Regions from separate parts of the Homo sapiens genome. Here all the other regions are linked to region 3. The links are chromatin contacts, found by Hi-C in ENCODE. All regions are on one chromosome and are shown on one strand. The core of a region is the stretch at or near the end of the contact, and the rest is flanking DNA. Distances in the headings are between cores, read along the strand shown. Region 1 holds the start of PRORP (protein only RNase P catalytic subunit). Region 2 holds the start of SRP54-AS1 (SRP54 antisense RNA 1). Region 3 holds the start of SCFD1 (sec1 family domain containing 1).

Region 1 (3,868 bases), core at 84-2,583, 4.5 Mb before region 3:
GTAACCTCTAGGTTCTAAAGTCTTATATCTGGCTTTCATAATTTCAAAGACATCAATAACTTCAGATGTCTGCATATGAAAGACACAGAGATACAAATACTTGACCAGTAAATCGTAACTTACAATACCATTATTTTTGGCTGCTACCCATGCCAGCAGAGATTTAGCCACATCTATAGAGCTATGACAGCCAGCCATCTGTGAAATGATCCAACTTTCGAAACTGGTCTTTCCGGTGTTTTCTTTTAAATCTTCCTTAAGTTTATCCCACTCCTCTGAATTCAAAGGTTGTGTTGGGAGTTGAATAGTGTTCCTCACAGGTGCCAAGGCATGATCTTCAGTTTGAGAATTCATCTGTGATCTCTCCTTAGCTGCTCCAGCTAAAAAAAAATGAGGAACAGAATAAACTTGCTTATTACTGCCCTCATCTTTCCTGAGATATCTGGCCTTGGCAATCAGATTCGTTGCTTTGGTATTCTGTGGAGACATTGTTTTAAGAGAAAACAACCTCTGCTGGTTCCTGATGCCACAGCGGTCTGCCAGAAACAGCGAGACATAAGAGTGCCCTGGGCCTAGCCCAAGGTATGGGCTCTTCCAAAGCTTCGGAAAGCTTCGAATACCAAACAAATAGAAAGTCATTATGCAGTGAGATCAGCACCAGATAGTGAGAGAGATGTTGAAAAAACCCCTCTTCTATGGCAAAATTAAAGAGATTGGGGGTCGGCGGTGCAGAGTCGAAGTGGAACTTTTTAAAAGGTTTGTGTTTCTTCCTTACAGACAAATCAAGGTTCTGCTTTTGGGGCTACTTAAAAGCAAGAAGGCAGGTGAGTTTTCTCTATTAAACAACAATCCGGGGATGTCCAACGTCGCAAGCCGCAAACCAGGGGACAGAGCAGGAATCCTCTGGTGCCTCTTACATTCCAGTTCATGAACCTGAGGAAAAAGCACAAGACGGAACGCCCAGTTTTACTCACGTGGATCACAGCTGTCCTGAAAAGGAACAGATTCCCACGGGAAGCTTGCTGGAAAGGGGGTGTAAAGCCAAAACCGTATCCAGGGACCCCCAACTCCAGCCTACCACCAACAGCGGCGAAAGCCGAAGTCTAGGGGCCCTCACCCTGCATAGCTCTCTACAGACCGCAAAACTCCTCCGGTGGGGGGACGAGGAGGGAGGAGGTGGCGAGTCAGCTGCGCCAACGACTCAGGAAAGGAAGAGAGGTACAGGAAGGGCGCTGCCTAGACTGCGTACCGAACGCTGACAAATGAAGTTCACTTCATTCAACAACTCAAAGCGGCACTCAGACTTAACGCGGCCATAAACGCGGCGGAAACTACAGTGCCCACGATGCACCGCGCCAGCCCCGACCGACGGACGAGACTGACCCGGACTTAGGCGTTCCGCCTGGCCCGGCGGCGAGGAAAAAAGGCAGTTTTGAAGCATTTAGTGGCAAAAGGGGTAGGAGACGGCTGCTGAAGTGTCTACTACATTCAGGGGACCTGGAAGGCTTCCAGATATCCGCAATGAACAATGAAAAGAAATTGTGAAAGAAGGCGCTTCCCTCAAGCCGGAACTAATGAACTCCTGGGTCACGTGGTGCGCACGCGCCAAAGGCACACGATAAAGGAAAACGCGGGCTTATCGTGGCCTTTAAAATCCGGCTTGGTGAGCTTGGGTCGCCTCTGAAGGAGAACCATTTTCCATCTCTTTCATAGTTTTTTCCCCCAGTCAGCGTGGTAGCGGTATTCTCCGCGGCAGTGACAGTAATTGTTTTTGCCTCTTTAGCCAAGACTTCCGCCCTCGATCAAGATGGTGGTTGGACGGCCTTCCTAACCTTTACGGGGCCTGGCGGTGCTGACGCCTGAGCTGGTAGGGGTGGAGCAGGTAGGAAACAGCAAATGCAGAAGCTGCTGCGCGGAAGTCGGCCATGGACTGGAAAGAAGTTCTTCGTCGGCGCCTAGCGACGCCCAACACCTGTCCAAACAGTGAGTTTTGGGAGGGGCAGCCCGTTGGGATGGCCCGGCCCTAAACTCCTAGAGGTAGGGGGGAGGTGGGGAGGAGGAGCAAGGGGGAGCCGCCTTTTCCGCTTCTGTGAAACCTCCCGACAAAGGAGGCGGAGTGGAATGTGGTTTAAGGATCCCGATAGGTTTGACCCAAACTTTCCTGGGGCAGAATCTAGAGGAACGAAAAACTTAGCTTTAGTCACTGACTTCCATGGTCTTAATCTAAACTTGTGAAGAATAACTTGGAACCCCGGCTCCAACAACGCCTGAACCCCACCAGGACCTATAATTGTCCTCCTGCCTTTTTACTGTCACGCTTTTTGCTTCCCTCGTAATCCATTTTATATTTCATAATCCATTTTTCCTTTTATTTTTCTCCTTCACATTGCTTATTAACTAACCTCGTTAAATCTACCTTTCCTATTCCACACCCGCACTAAGGGCTGTTGAAAGTGGCTGGAGAAAAACAGAACCTTGGTGAGTTGTCTCACTTTTTTTTTTGAGACGGAGTCTCTTGCTCTGTCGCCCAGGCTGGCTGGAGTGCAGTGGCAGCATCTCCGCTCACTGCAACCTCTGCCTCCCGGGTTCAAGCGGTTCTTCTGCCTCAGCCTCTGGAGTAGCTGGAACTATAAGCGCGCGCAACCACGGCCGGTTAATTTTTGTATTTCTAGTAGAGACGGGGTTTCGCCATATTGGCCAGGCTGGTCTCAAACTCCTGACCTTGTGATTCGCCCACCTCGGCCTCCCAAAGTGCTGGAATTACAGACGTGAGTCACCGCGCCCCGCCGAGTTATCTCACTTTTAATACAAGTCCACTAATCTAAAGAAGGTGTTTTGGTCATGTCTACCGTGTTTTCCTGGACGTTCATTCTCCTACATTCAATTTTCATCTCCCAAACTGCCAATCTGTGTTTTCCTAAATACACTTTTTTTTTTCCGATACAGGATCTCCCTGTGTTGCCCAGGCTGGAGTGCAGCGGCGCAGTGAAGTATTGCTGCAACCTCGATTTCCTGGGCTCAAGGGATCTTCCCACCCCAGCCTCTTGAGCAGCTAGAAGTACAGGCACACGCCACCACACCCGGCTAATTTTTTATTTTTAGTGGAGATGAGGTCTTGCTATGTTGCCTGGGCTGGTCTCGAATTCCTGGCCTCAGGCAGTCTTCCTACCTCCACCTCCCAAAGTGTTGCTATTACAGACGTGAGCCGCCGCACCCAGGCAACACTCTTTTACACTATTCTTCTCATCTCCTACACCTGCAGTCTGTCCTACCCGCTTCTTACTTTAAGCTGATGAACTTGTATTTTAATATATATCTCATTAAGAAAGGAGAAGCAGTCGGCCGGGCGCGGTCGCTCAGTCCTGTAATCCCAGCACTTTGGGAGGCCGAGGCGGGCGGATCACGAGGTCAGCAGATCGAGACCATCCTGGCTAACACGGTGAAACCCCGTCTCTACTAAAAATACAAAAAAATTACCCGGTAGTGGTGGCGGGCGCCTATAGTCCCAGCTACTCCAGAGGTTGAGGCAGGAGAATACCTTCAACCCGAGAGGCGGAGCTTGCAGTGAGCCCGAGATTGTGCCACTGCACTCCGGCCTGGGCGACCGAGCGACACTCAGTCTCAAAAAAAAAGGAGAAGCAGTCAGAGGAGAACATCACCTGTCCCCCTTAACATTTCTTTCAGCCCCACAACCCCACAGTTAGTTGCCCATACACTCTGGCTTCACTGTTAAAATGATGAACTGATGCCGGGCGCGGTGGCTCAAGCCTGTAATCCCAGCACTTTGGGAGGCCGAGGCGGGCGGATCACGAGGTCAGGAGACTGAGACCGCAGTGAAACCCCGTCTCTACTAAAAATACAAAAAATT
Region 2 (3,874 bases), core at 297-2,796, 4.4 Mb before region 3:
AAAAGCGATTTGAGGGAAATATTTCCCTCCCCTTTGGCACCACGATTGCTGTATTCTAGGCACTAAACCAAACCAAACCTCTTACCTAATCTCCTTTCTTCCTCAAAACAAGCCTATTAAGTAGATGAGGAAATTGAGGCTAGATTGGAATAGAAACTGGCTCAGGGTCACAAAGCACCTAAGGAGCACTTTAGCTCTCCCACAGCTTTCTACAGCTCTTTATATGCAACTAGTGTTTCTCATTACCCATCTTGATATAATGTGTATTTATGTGCGTTAGCTTCTCAATGGCAGAGTTAGTGTTATTCATTTCTGTATCCTTGTAGCCAAGAACAAGTATATATTTTGTTAAATTAAGCATGTGAAAGAATCAGGTGAGGATAGCATGAAGAAAGGCAGCAGGGGAAAGTTTCAAGAAATGGATGGTCAGCAGCGTCAAATGGTACAGAGAGAGCTATCAGTCTATCTTAAATCATCATTGGCATTCAACTGATATTCCATATTCGTTTATTGAACGTCTACTACACGCAGGACATTGTGTTAAGCACTACAAACACATAGGAAAAATAAAAGTCTCGTACAAGTAAAAGGATTTTCGGGGAAGTAGCTTCATCTAAATTCTTGCTCAGGAAAGCAAAACGAAGACTCAGGCCTGCAACTGCCTACATCTTATTTGGCTCAGGTAAATCGGAAGACAACTCAAAAGGGGCACAGCGCATCTTTAATAAAACTTCTCATGGAAGACGAGATAAAGAGCCACAGAAACTCAGTCTCGGTAACGATGGCCGGTGGCCACGGAGGCCGACTTCCCCCGGAGTCTCTCGCCTCCTGAGCAGCGCTGGGGCTGCCCCTCGCTCCCCCTCCGTAGTCTGGGGCGGGAAAAAGCAGACACTTACCGCAAAAGACACCGCTAAAGCCGTGGCCCTGAGGGGCCGGGAATTCCTTAGCGAGGCCCCACGCCGTCGGAAGAAACCCAAGAAAGCTGGGAGCAGACAGACAGGTATGACCCCACAACCCAACTTCCCGAACTAGATAAAGTAGGGTCCCAACGCCCAGCACCACGTCGTCAACTCCCACCAGCTGGAAGACCAACGGAGTGCCAGCGAACCTTCCGCCCAATGAGGAAACGTCACCACTCCGCGTAGTCCAGCCTTTCTATAGGAGAATCTACTTCCGCTTCCGGGGCACACCGCCGCGTTCCTTCTACGCGGCTCCTGAAACAGTTTAGATGTTTACTTGCTTACACTGGTTTTTGGTTTCAGTTTCCTACCGCTGAATAACTGCAGGAGTAAAGTTAGTGGTAAAATAGGAGGCTGTCTAGGGACGTGATTTCGGGGAAGAAGTCAGGCCTCGACGAGCCACCTTAAGAAAAGTGACTAGGCGGAGCACTCCCAGCTAAGAGCGGAAAGATGAGAGATAGAGGTGTGACTGAAGGCAGGGATCCCCAGGCGCACGTGAGACCTCCGTAGAGGGGCGGGGCTTAGGGCTTTGCAGACCGGAGGCTTGTTCCGCGGAGGGTGGGGCGGTCTCTGCTTGCGCATGCGCAATGCCAGCCAGTGCCTGCGCGGCTTGCTCCAGCAAGGTAAAATTTCCCACTGCGAGGCAGGCAGTGATGCTGCGGCCGCTTCGCACTGTGGCTCCTGCCGACCGCCAGGCGCTGTTACAGTGGATGCGAACTAACCGTAAGTGTAAGTGACCAGAGCTAGAGGCAGGTGGTGGGGGCAAGGATATGCTGCAGGCGCTGACTTTGAGGACTTAAGCGGGGTGAAGCCAACAGCCTTCCTTGGGATCGTTGTGCTGGTCTCTGCTGTCTTGGGGGGTAGATTGACCAGGGCTTTGAGTGCTCTAACGGAAAAGAGAGTTAGTTGCTCGCCACACGTAGACACCAATTAACAAGAGCGAGCCCTAGTATACAAGAAGAGGGATTTTATTTCTGAAGCCAGCCCGCTTCGTCTTTGGAGCAAAAAAGCGGGCATTTTATAAGGTACAAGAGGAAATGAGCAAGAGGTCTCTGCTAGCTGGTGCCTTATCTACCGGGTAGTTGAGTTGGTGCATTTCTGAGCAGAAATAAGTTGTAAAAGTGGCCAAGTGGGCATGCTTTCTGCTTACCCTTCTGAGGCGACCGCCTGGCGGTGGGAGTTGCGTCTTGGATCTCGTAGATGAATTTGCTCTGTAGAGAATGGTCTGGTGAGGGGAGTTGAGAGGTTATTTTGCAGTTCAAAAAGGGCTAAGTGGAAAGTGTAGTGGGGAGGGGAAAAGAGGGGAAAAAATAAACTATCTCTTGGAAAATGGGGGTAATCGGATACAGTACCACTTGGAATTAATTGGGTGTGGGAAACCTGGTTCTGAGTGGTTTGTGAGTTTTCAGCAGACTTCGGACAAGCCTTTAGAGCTCCTTGTGCCTAACCCTTTTTCTGAAAGAAAATAGAGGGTTAGCCCTCCTCCCCATTACTCCCACAAACTTGTTAGAATTGGTACGTTGCCACCTGAAAAAGCATTTTGCAGGAGAGGTTTTAGGCTGTAGCGTTAGTAGGAAGTGTTAAACGAAAAACCTTAGCCAAGTTAAATTTAACATTTTGAGCAAAGAATGATTCACGAATCGGGCAGGCTCAGAGAGATTGCAGCGCAGCCAAGTGTTGAAGATTTATAGACAGAAAAAGGCTGCAGTGAGCTTTGATCCCGCTGCTTCACTCCAGCCTGAGCGACGCAAGACCCTGTCTCTTTAAACACACACGTTAAAACTGAGGAAATGTGGTAGCTAGATCTAGTTACTGAAAAATGGGATAGATGTATTCTGGCAAAGTAAAGCCTGATGAAAGCTCAAGAAAATAGGATATTCTTATGTTTGTTAACTATAGCAAACTATCCTATGCCTGTATGCGAGAGTGTGTGTGTGTGTGTGTGTGTGTGTGTGTGTGTGTGTGTGTATGTGTGTGTATTTATTTTTTGAGACAGAGTTTCACTCTTGTTGCCCAGGCGGGGCTGCAGTGGCGCCATCCAGCTCACTGCAACCTCCACCTCCCTGATTCGAGCGATTTTGAGTGGCTGGGATTACAGGCGTCCGCCACCACGCCCGGCTCATTTTTGTATTTGTAGTAGAGACGGAGTTTCACCATGTTTCCCAGGCTGGTCCCAAACTGCTGACCTCAGGTGATCTTCCTGCCTGGGCCTCCCAGAGTGCTGGGATTGCAGGCGTGAGCCACCACGCCTGGCCACTATGCCTGTATTTTGCTGAATGGTGATTTCCATGGTTATTTTTATCCAAGCTCATGACTTGAAATGTCATTGTTAGCTGATGACTTACAATTTTAGATTTTTAACCTCGACCTCTTAAAATTCTTTGTGATGTTAGAGTCAGTAGGTTTAGATATTATAATTAACATTATTACACATTTTAGGAGTCATTTTAGATAAGATGTCAAACTGAAGATAACAGGAACATCTGCTAGTGAGATTTGACCTGGAAAGTATAGAAAACCAGATACACAGCTTTGTTTATTTATTTATTTATTGAGACGGATTCTCAGTCTGTCGCCAGGCTGGAGTGCAGTAGCACGATCTTAGCTCATTGCAACCTCTGCCTTCTGGATTCAAGTGATTCTCCTGCCCCTGGAGTAGCTGGGATTACAGGCACGAACCACCGCGTCCAGCTAATTTTGGTATTTTTAGTAGAGACGGGGTTTTACTATGTTGGCTAGGCTGGTCTTGAACTCCTGACCTCGTGATCTGCCCTCCTCGTCCTCCCAAAGTGCTGGATTACTGGCATGAGCCACCGCACCCAGCCGGATACAGCTTTATTTCTATATACACAAAATCAAGATAATAATTTCCATAATATGCTGAGTCTCCTGTCACTTCATCTAAACCCTATGTT
Region 3 (3,672 bases), core at 120-2,619:
CATACAAGTTTACGGCCACGCAAATTTATTTTTCAAAAAGCTCTCTTGTATTGGTACAGTTTTACTGACACGTTATTTTAATATGTAGTATAGTCATCAGAAACACAGTATTAAAACAAATGGAGCTTCCATTTGTTTAAACATATACAACGAATGGCAGGTATGCCCCAAATCTTATTTGAACTTCCCTATATTTAGTTATGCCTGACTTCACCTGATAGGTTATACTAAATTATTTACTGGGAAAAGCAGAACGCAACTCAGTATCTTTTGTGTGTCATTACTAAATTGAAGTCTATCACTTTTTCTTTAAATGCCAAAGGAAGGAATCAAGTACAGCCCAAATCCCTTCTGTAGGTCATATGAATTATAAATTTATTTTCCTATTCATATTTATATCCAACAGAGCATAATTTCAGGAAACAGAATTCCAAGTATGCACATTCTTGATGCCTTATTTCTATTAGCTCCTCAGAATAAATTGCTTGAAAACTTTTAAGACAACTAGTTAACAAGTATAAACCTTTAGTTTGTAGCTAACAGGTATAAACCAAGTTGTCATGAGAAGTTTTCAAGTAAGGCAAAACTAATTTCTAAGACGGAAAAAAACCCAAAACTCAAGAGAAGAATATGTGCCTTTTTACATTTCTCTGCATAAATAGAAGCTATATAAACATGCTCTATTGAAGATAAAATATTATTTTAAAACAATGTGTCAAACAATTAAAATGAGAAAGCTATTAATTCATTTGTTTTGCCATTCTTCAATGCCTTCCAGCAAGCTGAAGGAGAAAATGTTTATCACCAGGCATTTTTCTGCAGGTACCCCCAAAAGACTGGTCCGAAGTAGAGAAGTGGCGCAAAGCAAGCCGCTGTGAAAATACCTAAATTCTCTGAGTGTCAGAAAATGGGAGTTCTCTTAAAAATCAAAACCAGGAGAACTGAACCACGCACAGAAACTCGGAGACCTCATAGGTGGCAACATAGATAAGAAGCTATCAGCTGCTAGATCTTGTTGTGATGGCCTTCTGATGCCCACTAGGAAGGAGACAAGAGCAGGGCCGTAGCAATCCGCCCACCGCTGAAGCTCCTTCTCCTGCACCACAGGAGGAACCGAGTCCTCAAGCTAATGGCAACTTCTCCCCAAAAACTCAAAGGGGAGGGGCTCTTGATGTTCTAGGGACTGGATTAAACTCCTGGAGATCGGTCTCTGAGCTGCACGCACCAGAGGAGAAGGATGTCGTCGGGGCAGTCACGAAGCTTCAAGGAGAAGAGAATAAGTCAGTACCTGTCTGCCTTTCCCGAATACTGGCTGCTGCTGCTGCTGTCGCTGCCGCCGCCGCCGCCATCTTGGCTCCCACGAGCCACTGCCCGGCTGGGGAGCGGAGCGGGGGGATGACGTGGCTGCCCTTACCGCCCCGGAAGCAAAGCCCGGAAGGGCGGGGCCAAAGGGTGTGCCTGAGTTCCGGACCCCACCTCCTCCAGGAAGACCTCCACTCTCGGTAGAACTGGGAGACCCGGTGCAGGTTAATTCAGTGGCCCGTAATGTTAGGCGAATACTAAGAGTTTTTATCCTACCGAATCAAGCCACACTCTCTCAAATGGTAGCAACATTAAATTGAGCTGTTAGGGTAGGAGCGTGTAGTGCTAAGAACCTAATTACTGAACTGTTGGTTTGGTGACTTACAGAGCACTTAAAGGGTGATAATGCTCTAGGAGTATAAGGACCACAGGACTGAAGTAAATGAAGCTCCTGAAACACAGGCAACATTTTAACGTTAGCTCTCGTTTCTCAGTGCAGCAGGAGTCTTCCCTTTGCTCCTTTCTCCAGAGAAACGGAAAGCATTGGAGCATTACTCTGATCTGGCATATTTCTCAGTCGCATCTCTTTAAAAAAAAAGGTGTAGCTTTATGGTGGCGTTCTGCCGGCATGGACACGGGATCCAGGGAGGTACAAAATGAGAAATTAGCATTTCTCCTCTTTCCTTGTAGTAATTGCAAAATCACCTTGCCGTGGGAAGGAAGTCAAGCAGTAGTGGGGTGTGTTGCCTAGGCTGGAGCGCGCAATCAGGGATCACTGCAGCCTCAAATTCTGACGGTCAAACGATCCTCCTGCTTCAGTCTCCCAAGTAGCTAGGGACTACAGGGGCACACCATCAGGCCAGGCTGATGTGCTGGTTTTTGTTGTTGTTTTGTTTTTGAGATAGTATCTCACTGTCTGTCGCTCAGGCTGGAGTGCAGTGGCAGAATCTCGGCTCACTGTAGTCTCGACCTCCCGGACTCAAGCGATCCTCCCAAACTATCCTTCCACCTCAGACTGCCCACTAGTTGGGACTATAGGCAGGGGTCACCACGCCCGGCTAAATTTTTTTTTTTTTTTTTTGTAGAGACGGGGATTCACCATGTTGGCCAGGCTGGTCTTGTGCTGGCGGTTTAATGTACACTTGAAGCCACGTGACCGCAAAATATATGGGATAGATGATTTCTAACTTAATCCATAGATTTTACTGTATGACCAAAATGGATACACAATGACACCTCATTTCCCGAGTTCATTGATGACGCTTCATTATGAAGTTGCACCAAATTCTGAAATGAAATCACTCTGTACCTCAAAAGCTTAACTTTCACAATTATATAAATGAAATGGTTAGCCTAACGATTATATATTGTTTTATAGTGTGAAACACTGGCTTTTTTCATTAATAAAAATTTATTTTTGTGACATTTAAAACAGGTTATCTTATTACATAATCTCTGCCGGGTGCGGTGGCTCACGCCTGTAATCCCAGCACTTTGGGAGGTAGAGGTGGGCAGATCACCTGACGTCAGTAGTTCGAGACCAGCCTGGCCAACATGGTGAAACCCGGTCTCTACTAAAAATACAAAATTAGCCGGGTGTGGTGGTGGGCGCCTTTAATCCCAGCTACTGGGGAGGCTGAGGCAGGAAGAACTGCTTGAACCTGGGAGGCGGAGGATGCAGTGAGCAGAGATCGCGCCACTGCACTCCAGCCTGGGTGACTGAGTGAGATTCTGTCTCAAAAAAGAAAAAAAAATTATGTAATCTCATTTTTATAGCTAATTGGCACATTCATTAAGAAATTAACTGGAATACATGTGTGTCTTCAGTACTATTACTAATATTTTGAAGGAATCTTCAATGATCTAGGTGTGTTCCAACTAAACAAATTATTTCTGCCCTATGGGAAAGTTCTACTGCATTCTACAGTCTCTATGAAATATAAAATGTCTGAGAGCCCAATTTTGCTCATTTGGGTACTTCCACTTTCAAATGCAAATCCATCATTGAGCCACTTCAGTTCCATCACAGATTCTCTCCCAAGACTATGAGTCATGTTAAAACCACGAAGACAATTTTAAAATTGATGTACACTGCATATATATGAAATGATAAAAACTCCTGACCAAGTGCACAGAATGTGGGCAATAAATTTATAGAAAAATACACCTCACAGAAGAACAGCAACCATAGACAAATAGCCCTTGTAAGGCTGAGACTGAATAAGGTATTTGTTTTATTAGAATCAGAAAGACTGAAAATAATCTATGGCTACAGATTGTTCATTAACCTAATTTACTATAGCCATTTATCTGAGTCCAGATTTTTGGCTTAAATAATTTATTCTGGTAAGCTATTTTACATTAGAGGAT

What was found. Hi-C counts contacts between places; a loop is a spot of excess contacts on that map. Pooled maps may share reads with other maps.
Region 1: a map of B cell shows a loop between it and region 3 (30-fold over the local background). The contact joins the promoter of PRORP here to the promoter of SCFD1 in region 3. A Hi-C loop is called at or near these places in 2 of 168 maps with a recorded cell type or tissue (B cell and CD8-positive, alpha-beta T cell) and 9 of 50 pooled maps.
Region 2: a loop to region 3 is called in a map of B cell, with 14 times the contacts of the local background. The contact joins the promoter of SRP54-AS1 here to the promoter of SCFD1 in region 3. A Hi-C loop is called at or near these places in 2 of 168 maps with a recorded cell type or tissue (B cell and naive thymus-derived CD4-positive, alpha-beta T cell) and 9 of 50 pooled maps.

What each region holds. Positions count from the first base shown.
Region 1 is chr14:35,120,017-35,123,884 of GRCh38, reverse strand. PRORP (protein only RNase P catalytic subunit) reads right to left here and starts at 1,333. Exons shown (of 8, transcript NM_014672.4): 1 at 1,250-1,333; 2 at 1-933. The coding sequence starts at 639. It overlaps PPP2R3C (protein phosphatase 2 regulatory subunit B''gamma), which reads left to right and starts at 1,895. Exons shown (of 13, transcript NM_017917.4): 1 at 1,895-1,983. The coding sequence starts at 1,926. PRORP-PSMA6 (PRORP-PSMA6 readthrough) reads right to left here and starts at 2,046. Exons shown (of 15, transcript NR_182666.1): 1 at 1,833-2,046; 2 at 1-933. RefSeq lists enhancers at 840-1,349, 433-1,352, 1,360-1,439, 1,980-2,109, 1,353-2,272 and 1 more.
Region 2 is chr14:34,980,238-34,984,111 of GRCh38, reverse strand. It overlaps SRP54-AS1 (SRP54 antisense RNA 1), which reads left to right and starts at 1,546. Exons shown (of 5, transcript NR_151701.1): 1 at 1,546-1,688. It overlaps SRP54 (signal recognition particle 54), which reads right to left and starts at 1,120. Exons shown (of 16, transcript NM_003136.4): 1 at 897-1,120. RefSeq lists enhancers at 650-909, 940-1,439, 1,620-1,709, 1,100-1,801, 1,920-1,969 and a silencer at 2,855-3,149.
Region 3 is chr14:30,620,016-30,623,687 of GRCh38, reverse strand. SCFD1 (sec1 family domain containing 1) reads right to left here and starts at 1,369. Exons shown (of 25, transcript NM_016106.4): 1 at 1,289-1,369. The coding sequence starts at 1,349. G2E3 (G2/M-phase specific E3 ubiquitin protein ligase) reads right to left here. Exons shown (of 15, transcript NM_017769.5): 15 at 3,624-3,672. RefSeq lists enhancers at 1,087-1,766, 836-2,035.